Regions from separate parts of the Homo sapiens genome. Here region 1 is linked to region 2. Evidence: chromatin contacts called from ENCODE Hi-C or POLR2A ChIA-PET data. All regions are on one chromosome and are shown on one strand. Each heading gives the region's core, a stretch centred on a gene start or an enhancer-like site at or near the end of the contact. The rest is flanking DNA. Distances are from core to core; before and after follow the strand shown. Region 1 overlaps LINC02613 (long intergenic non-protein coding RNA 2613). Region 2 overlaps LINC02613 (long intergenic non-protein coding RNA 2613).

The links. A loop is a pair of places that touch in the nucleus more often than their neighbours do. ChIA-PET counts read pairs that join two places held with the same protein, here RNA polymerase II (POLR2A). Pooled maps may share reads with other maps.
Region 1: a map of esophagus muscularis mucosa shows a loop between it and region 2 (6-fold over the local background). The contact joins two enhancer-like sites. A Hi-C loop is called at or near these places in 9 of 168 maps with a recorded cell type or tissue (HepG2, MCF 10A, OCI-LY7 and 6 more), 5 of 37 single-sample maps with no recorded cell type and 14 of 50 pooled maps. POLR2A ChIA-PET finds 5 or more read pairs at or near these places in 8 of 52 experiments (GM12878, HEK293, HepG2 and 5 more).

Annotation. Positions count from the first base shown.
Region 1 is chr2:38,498,179-38,502,884 of GRCh38, forward strand. The region is part of intron 1 of LINC02613 (long intergenic non-protein coding RNA 2613); the gene reads right to left. Among named protein-coding and RNA genes, the nearest start is that of LINC02613, 15 kb to the right of the region's middle. Within about 2 kb of position 1,811, at least 10 of the 41 ENCODE cell types and tissues checked have a DNase peak (open chromatin) inside an H3K27ac peak, as active enhancers do.
Region 2 is chr2:38,464,663-38,469,272 of GRCh38, forward strand. It overlaps LINC02613 (long intergenic non-protein coding RNA 2613), which reads right to left. Exons shown (of 5, transcript NR_110259.1): 4 at 4,582-4,610. Among named protein-coding and RNA genes, the nearest start is that of LINC01883, 36 kb to the left of the region's middle. Within about 2 kb of position 1,269, at least 8 of the 41 ENCODE cell types and tissues checked have a DNase peak (open chromatin) inside an H3K27ac peak, as active enhancers do.

The DNA of each region.
Region 1 (4,706 bases), core at 561-3,060, 34 kb after region 2:
CCACCCTCTCTCCACCACAATGCTCATCCACCAGAGGAAAGTGGGGGTGGGGCAGGGGTTGCACTTGAGTGACAGATGTGAGGTTATGGCTAGAAAGTGAGAGCTTAACCCCAGGGGAGAGAGTGACTTCCTCTCACAGCAAAGTGGTCTAAAGTAGGCCAAGGCAGCTGGTTGGGCGAGGAATGAGAATTCTCAAGAGGAGATGAAATTGATGCTGTAATCTCAGAGTGGGGAAGACGTAGCGGACTTTAACTCAGGAAGTTTCCATGAAAGAATTGAGAGCCTATGAGAGAGAAATACTGGAGTGAAATCAAAAGAGTTGACATGAAGGCCATGCAGAAAATTATCTTGATTCTTCCAGGAAACTAAGGACAAAAGCAATAATTCAGTTTCCGCAGAGAAATGTGTGTTCTTGGGGAAGAGTGGAGGAAATCACTCAAGGAGAAATATTGGCTTTTAAAGTCACTAGACTTAAAGACAGGGTTGGGGTCATGGAAGGGAACAGAAAACTAGAAAGGCTTGGAAATAACTTGGTGATATTTTTGGTTGATACAAGCTGAACTTTCTTTTTCTTTTTTTTTTTTTTGAGATCGAGTTTCATTCTGTTGCCCGGGCTGGAGTGCAGTGGCGTGACTTTGGCTCACTGCAACCTCCATCTCCCGGGTTCAATCAGTTCTCCTGTCTCAGCCTCCTAAGTAGCTGGGACTACAGGCACACACCACCATGCCTGGCTAATTTTTTTTTTTTTTTTTTTTTTTTGTATTTTTAGTAGAGACAGGGTTTCACCATATTGGTCAGGCTGGTCTCGAACTCCTGGCCTCAGGTGATCCACCCGCCTCAGCCTCCCAAAGTGCTGGGATTACAGGCGTGAGCCACCCCCGCCCCAGCCTATACAAGCTGAACTTTCTAAACTCTAAATCCCATAGTCTTTGGTGGACTGCATCCTAGATTCACCTTTCCTTAGCTGTGTACCAAGAGTTTGGATGCAGTAGGCACTGTGGGGAAGGGGCACTGTAGGAGCCACAAAGCGGAAAGGGTGTGAATCCCAGGGTACCCTTTGGAAAAGCCGTTGGGAGAGGGTGACCTACCCTACCACACAAGGGACAATGTAAAGTATCTGCAGGCTTCTGCTTGTGACTGCCCTGAGGCCCGGTTTTCACATAGCAGCTTTTCTGTCTATTTGTTTTACGTATTTCTCTCTAAATAAGTTTCTTTAGCTGTTTAAAAAAAAAAAAAAAAAAAAAAAAAGACAGTTCTCAAAGCAAGGTTCCCTGGACCAACAACATCAGCATCACTGGGGATCTCAGAACCTGACCCAGTGGTCTGCCCGGCCCAGACCTACAGAAGCAGAATCTGTAGGGGTAGGGCCAGCAATCTGTATTTTAATAAGCCCTTCTTGCGATCTCGTTTGAGAACCACTTGTTTAGCAAAACGGCAGGCCCATTGAGCTATCAGAGTCTTAAATATTTCACCCTTGTGCTATTTATGGGTCTATTTTTGGCTTTTGTATTTAAACTGCCTTTGCAGAAATGCACAAGGTTTCTGTGCCATAGAACTCAATGTTTCCGGGGTTATTATGCATATTACTGAATCCACAATTTTAACCTTGGGGGTGAGGAGGAGGTACAGCAGGGCCAGCATGTAATTTGATCAACTCAGTCTTCCTTCTTTTTCTAGGTTGAGGGGAGTGCAAAACAGTACACAGAGATGTGGGGAGGGGGGCTCCGGCTGCATTTGACTTCCCCTGAGCTGTGTGTCTGAGGCAACTGAGAAGTACCCTTAAGACCTACACCAGCTGGCTCTTGCCTTTGGAAACAAGTGCTCAGAGGCCGGCATGTGATCCGCCAGCAGCAGCTAGGTTGCTCACATGCTTTCCATCTCCTTTTCCTTTCCAAATTCAATTATCTTGCATTTCTCAACCCTGAGTCTCCTCCCTAACCCCAGGAAAAATGGGATTTTAGAGCCCTGGAGACTCAGTTATGCAGTTATCCCTTAGCCTCCTCGCTCCTCCCAGCCAAACATTCCAACTAGCACTCTCCCTAACTGGATTCCAGACCTGCCAAGACATTCCAGGACAGAGGCGATTCCTTCCTGCTGGCTGCCTGGCTCAGGTTGTCGAGCCAGATATGTGAGGCCAAGCACAGGTATCTGTTAGAGAGGCCAAGAGATGCGTGATCCCTGCAACCTCTGGTGCAGAGGAGCAGGCAACCGGGGCTTGTGCAAAGCTTGGAGACAGCGAGGAGCAGGAGAAGACTGCGTGTTATGTAAGGGAAGCATGTGGGTTGCGTGCTGCTATTCACCTGTTGCTAATTAGTACACTGCCTGTCAGGACTCAGGCGAGGAAAACATCTTCCTCCGACGCACGCTCACCTCGCTGTCAGAGTGAAGACATAATGATCCAGTCTAGAAGGGTTCTGTCCAACAGAAAAATTTATTGAACCACGTGGTATGTTAGGTGCTGAAGATACGAGATGAATAAACCAGGGTCCCTGCTCACAAGGAATTTGTGATCAAGAAGAGAGACGAAAACAAGTAAACAGTTGTGTACAATCCATGTGATAGAGAAAGCAAAACTACCTTTGGTGTACAAAAATCCTACACTGCTTTGAAAGTTGAGTCAGGCCAACTCAGAGGTCCCTTCTAGAAGTGCGTTCTAGGCAGGGAGAACAGTAAGTGCAAAAGTTGGGGAGTGGGCCTGGGGTTCTCAAATCCTGAAATGGCAAAATTAAGCTAAGGTTGCTATGCCAGGTACAGAGTCAGGAAGGCTGCTTCCTCTGGACGGGGCCAGCAACAAGACTCAAAATGTGAGTAGGAGAACCCAAGGAAAAAGTAGGTAGGAACAGGTCAAGACATGGACAGAGAAGGGTGGGGAGAAGTGGCGTGCAGGGAGATTGCTGGGATCATGAGCTAGCACTGAGGCTTGTCTTTGTGAGCCTCTGCAGAGGACGCTTGGGAGCAGGAGCCTAGCATAGAAGGCAGGGTCAGGTGCTGGGCACAGTGGCTCATGACTGTAATCCCAGCACTTTGGGAGGCTGAGGTGGGTGGATCACAAGGTCAGGAGTTCGAGACCAGCCTGGCCAATATGGTGAAACCCCGTCTCTACTGAAACTACAGAAATTAGCCAGGAGTGGTGGCATGCACCTGTAATCCCAGCTACTTGGGAGGCTGAGGCAGGAGAATCACTTGAACCTGGGAGGCAGAGGAGGTTGCAGTGAGCCGAGATCATGCCACTGCACTCCAGCCTGGGCAACAGAGCAAGACTCCGTCTCAAAAAAAAAAAAAAAAAAAAAAGAAAGAAAGAAAGAAAGCAGGGTCACAAGAGAGGCAACTGGAGTCCAGAAACAGTTTAAATCCCCCCCTCAATGGCGTTCTGTATTCGGGAAGGCACTAGCAGGAATGAGAGGGATAGTCCAGGAGTGGAGAACCGAAATCTGCCCATTTGTACACAAGATAAAGTTTTGAAAAAACACCAGGGAGCAAAGAATATACAAGGGTTGAAAAGTTTACAAAGCAAAAAACAATCCCGCAGAGGCATGTTTTGCTCTATTTCCCGACCTACAAAGAGATCTTCCCTCAAATGTCAGGCTCTGGCCCCAGCTCTCTTTTCCTCTCAATGTCACTCTCATGGCCCCACCACCTGGGCTGTGACTTCAATGACCATGAACACCCTCAGCCTCCAGACCAGCCCCTGTCCCAACAGACAAGTGCTTACTGGACACCTTCACCTTGAACTCCCATGGACACTGCAACCCCAACATGTCCAAAAGTGAATATGCCATCACCAGCCCTCCCCGCCATCCCCTCGCCATTGGGCCCTAGCTCAGGGAATGGTACCTCAATTCACCTTAATGCCTGACCCAGAAATCCAAGGAGGCCTTTCTCTCATCTCCTCCTTCTAATCAAATTATTTCCTAAACCACTCTGGAGCCTATTCACCTCGTATAGTTTGCTATTGCTGCTGTAACAAACTGCCACAAACTTAGTGCATTAAAACAACACAAGTTTATTATCTTATAGTTCTGAAGGTCAAAACTCCTACAATCAAGATGTCAGCAGGGCTGTGGTCCTTCTGGAGGCTTTAGAAAAGGATCTGCTTCCTTGCCTTCCCTAGCTTCCAGAGGCCACCTGCATTCCTTGGCTTGTGGCCCCTTCCTCCAGCTTCAAAGAAAACAGCAGAGCATTGTTGGGGCCCAGAAAATAATATCCCAAAATGAAGGTCTCAGAAGCAGCCTCAGAAGCAAAAGTCACAAGATTTGTAACCTCTTCAATTGCTCCTATAGATAACATAACTATTGTAAAACCTAAAATTGGTGTTTGAGGGTATCTTTCAGACCTTTCATTTTGATGAACCAGCTGGTGCCATCCAGACCAGTTAACCCATTACCAAGAAACTGTCTCAATTGGTCTTGTGACCCCCTACCCAGGAACTGACTCAGCACAAGAAGACAGCTTCAACCCTCTGTGATTTCCTTCCCAACCCAACCAATCAGCATACCCATTCCGTAGCTCTGCCTCTACCAAACTACCCTTAAAAAACCCTAGCCTCTGAGTTCTCAGGGAGGTGGACTTGAGAATTATCTTCCGTCCTTCTGCTTGACTGGCCCTGTGATTAGTGAACTCTTTCTTTGCTGCAACACCTGCTGTTCTCAGTGAACTGGCTTTTCTGGGCAGCAGGCAAGAAGAACCCATGAGGAAATTACATTAGC
Region 2 (4,610 bases), core at 19-2,518:
AGGCTGCCCTCTGGGGATACACCTGTGTGCACGCCAAGGGTGCTGCTTCCACTACACCAGTGGTGTAGGTGCCAACATGGAGTTACACCTCTGCTGCCCTCACACTCACAGAGATGCTTTGCTGCACAGCGGGGTGAGGACAATGACCCTCTCCTCCACTCAGTATCCCTGAAGTTACTTTGGAACCTAAGCAGATAGCTGTGGCCTCTGTCTCCCTGACGCCCTGCGGAAATGGCTCCTTTAGTCCTTCCCTGCTGCCACCTGCCACTGGACTGGAAGACAAGGTCAGGGATTGGCACTGCATTTTTTCTATGCAAAATTCTTCCCCCGCTTCCTCTCTTCCTATGTTGTCTTCCCCCTCTCCTTCTCCCATGTAAATGCCCCATGTAAATAGATGCCTGTATGGACTAACGAAGCAGTGTCCTCTGGCTGTGTAATCTGCTGTATAATTCATATGATATGACATTATCAGCATTTCCTAATCTCCCTCTTAGTTGGCCACCCAGCCCCTTATCTTTATCCTACCCCAACTCCCTCACCCAGAGATACACAGTCCAGTATTTGTTGATTTGAATTGACGGAACTTGGGGCCCGGCAGTTCAGGCAGTCAGTCCCAGTCTCCTTGGCCCCTTCGAGTCATCAGACGGGACCCAGGCAGATCTGTGAGTGCATCAGTCCTGGACCAGTCTCTAGGTGCTCAGCGTGCTGCGGGAGATCTGGGTGTCTGGGGAGGGACCACACAGCAGGATCAGAACCTTGAAGGAGGCTCCTGCCCCTGGTGGCCTGCAGGGCATGCTGGCCTGCCCTGAGCTTCTGCTTGTGGCCCCGACATCCTGCCACTTCTTGCCTGTCTCTCTGCATAGGCTCTGACTGGGGTATCATGCTGTGAAGGGTCCACCAGGCCCTGTGCCACCAACTAGGCCTTCTCACAACCATTACTTAAGCTTACCTGAACTTCACATGCCCCCTGGACCTTGCACCTGTGTGTCCAGGCTGGGTCAGCACCTTGCATTGTTCTCTCCTCACCCCTGCTTGAGCTTCCTACCCCTAACTTAAAAAAAAAAAAATCTTCAGCTACCTTCTTTAGCCCAGAAACTCTCCTCAGCTTGCATGAGAGAGGGGTTAGGCACAGAACAACCCTGTTGTTCTGATGGGTTAACTTCAGTCTTTCCCAGGCCAGCTTCCTCCCCTTACTCTGAGGGGCCTGTGCCACCAAGGTCCCAGCGTGGCTCAAGGCTCAAGCTCACTTAACCACCATAGCAGCTGGTATCACCGCTTGGCTCCCTCTACTGGAGCAGAACAAAAGTTAGGGAGACAGGTGGAAGGGGCAACTATTAACACACATTGCACTATCTCTCGGTGGGCTCAGAAACTGGGGTAGGCCCAAACTAATGGGACAAGGCATCCAGTTACCATTAGGTGGAAAGACAGGCGGTGGCAGTGGGAGGATGACAGGCCAGTCCAGCGCCCTTCAGCAGGGCAATGTCTATATTCTTCATTTATATACCATTTGTTCTTTTTTTGTTTTGTTTTGTTTTTGTTTGTTGTTTGTTTGTTTGTTTGTTTTTGAGACCAAGTCTCACTCTGTTGCCCAGGCTGGAGTGCAGTGGTGCGATCTCAGCTCACTGCAACCTCCACCTCCCAGGTTCAAGTGATTCTCCTGCCTCAGTCTCCTGAGTAGCTGGGATTACAGGCGCCCACCACCACGCCTGGCTAATTTTTGTATTTTTAGTAGAGACGGAGTTTCACCATGTTGGTCAGGCTGGCCTCGAACTCCTGGCCTCGTGATCCGCCCACCTCGGCCTCCCAAAATGCTGGGATTACAGGTGTGAGCCACCGCACCTGGCCATCTCTGTTCTTTTAAGGAGGCAAGAAAGTAAGAACAAAGGGACAGAAGAAAATGTACACACAGGACTGCCAAGCAATCCTTCTCTGCTTCTCCTTCCAAGCATGTGATGTGTCCAACTCCCTCATCTCTCTGTCCCTGCTAACCAGGATAGGATTATTTTAAGTAGGTGAAAAATGTCTTTGACCATGTAAGGCCTCCTGAAACTCTAAAACCTGTTTTGTAAGAGTCTGTGCTCATTTTAATTTAATTAGCAAACTTGGAATTGCTCACACTGCTTTCTGATTCTGCAAGATTCATGAAAATGTATGCAAAATGTTATGGGGAATTGGTAAACTATGGTACTCTGTGTCTGTACAGCAATGCCCTTAAAAAGCAAGCTATCTGAGGCTGGTGATCAGGCAAGCTTCAGAACAATTCTCCCACTGGGTGGGAAGTTGGATGGGTGGCTTCCAAGGTTGCTTCTAACTCCAAGATGTTACGACACTAAGGTTAATGGACACTGAAATGCAGGCCAAGAAAAACCATCTAACGTGAGGGGTTAAAAAAAGACTTGACAATGTTTTTTACCCAGAACACGGTGAGCTGAAACATTTCCAGCTAGGGCTGTCAACAAAGAATGTGTTTGCAAAACATTCAGAAATTAAAGTAAACTTCAGCAGGCAAATGATAAACCTTCCCTAAAAAGGTAATCACATGGTGAGTGACCAGATTTTGGATGTGGTCCAAAATGCTTTCACATTTTTAACTCCAAATGGGCTGGGGCACTTGCTTTGAGGGTCAAAAACATGAGAAGTTAGGATAATTGCCTCCTACTCAGCAGGCAGCCGTGGGAAAGCTGTGAGAAATAAAGTACCTGGTGGCGACTCCGAAAAGCCAGCCAACCCCTGAGGATTGTGGTGCAGGAAGAAAGGGGCATAGAGTGGGCACACAGCGGTCCCAGAGCCATAGGAAAAGGAGGTCCCGGGGATACCAGGGCACCCCTCAGTCCAGCTGCCGATGCCCTGGCCAGGGGGCAGTGTGGGTTGCTTTGCCATCCTCCTTTCTCCCGGATGCTATTCCAGCCAGTACAGCACCACATCTGGAAAAGTCCTCATTCCATTGAGGCTCAGACTCTTCAACCACATCAAACTCTACCTTTTATTGGGGTGTGGAGGAGCTTTGGTTTTGGCTATATCTGCTTTACAATTTTTTTTCATTGTGAAATAGATCATATTACAAAAGAATGTGCATAACGTATATGTCCAGCTTAAAGAATAATAATAAAAACCAGATACACATATCCACACCACCCAGCTTAAGGAATTGAACATTGCCAATACCATGAAGCTCACTCCATGCCCACCCTTCCCAATTGTCTTGCTCTCCCTTCCCAAACCCTGGGGCAAGCCACTGACCTGACACAGGTGTTACTCATTCCCTGGCTTTCCTTTATAGTTTTAATCCATTTGTTGTGGATCCCTAACCAATATACTGCTTAGTGGTGCCTTTTGTGAATTTCATGTGACAAAGCCATGCTAATTGTAACCTTCTTAACATGCTGTCTTTGCTCAACAGTATTTTTGAAATTTGTTCATGTTGATGAGTGTAGCTGTAGTTTATTTGGTTTCTTTGCTATATGGGATTTCATTATGCCAAAATTTCTTCGTTATTCTGTTACTTATGAATATCTGGGTTGTTTCCTTTTTTAGCTATTATAGACAATGCTACTATGCACATTCTTGTACACATCTCCCATAGAGTATGTGCAAGAATTCCCCTCGGGCACAGCTACTCACAGTGTAGCTGGCAGACTCACTGCTGGTGCCCAAACTTTTATTGTTTTACAACAAGGTCAGGAGCTTGAGCCAGGATGTAAAGCAGCTACATCATTCAATTCACCATTTAGTTCAACTGCTACTTTTTTTCATAGCAGGACTTCCTTTCAAAGGAGCAATTGGGCCGGGCCCGGTAGCTCACGCCTAAAATCCCAGCACTTTGGGAGGCCGAGGTGGGCTGATTACTTGAGTTCAGGAGTTCAAGATCAGCCTGGACAACATGGTGAAACCCCATCTCTACTAAAAATACAAAAATCAGCCAGGCATGGTGGTACGTGCCTGTAATACCAACTCCTCAGGAGGCTGAGGCAGGAAGACCACTTGAGCCAGGAGCCAAAGGTTGGTCACCAGTGAGCCGAGATCAACCACTGCACTCCAGCCTGGAGAACAGAGAAATACCCTGTCTCAAAAAATAAAAAATAAAAAAGTGCAACTGATTTCATTCCGGAAGAAGCTCCTCAATTCCTCCTACTTCTGCTGCTTGGCAGGGCCCTTGGTGTCCTCTACCTTTTCTCTTCACCTTCATCTGCCAATCTCTGGGCACCCTCTCCCTCATCAGTGAAGACTTTGGTCTCTCACTCAGCCTCTCAGTTTTGCTCAATAAAAATGTGCTGCATGAGCGAGCTGAGATCGCGCCACTGCACTCCAGCCTGGGTGACAGAGTGAAACTCCGTCAAAAAAAAAAAAAAGTGCCACATGAATGAATGAATGCTGTGTTCTTTCCAACCCAAACATCTGCCTCAGGAGCTGCCATGTTCTTCCATGAATTCCACCTCCCCAGTTGATTTTTCCAGGGGATGGGTAAGAGTCAAAGTCCTCCCCAGACTTTTTCATCCTGGAACCAAGAAAGGCGGTCAGTGTATCTCCAGTGTAAAAGCTAAGATGTCATTCACCAGGGCTGGCAGCAGCCCTACTTACCACCTTGGGAGGAAGCTGCCTGCAGTGAC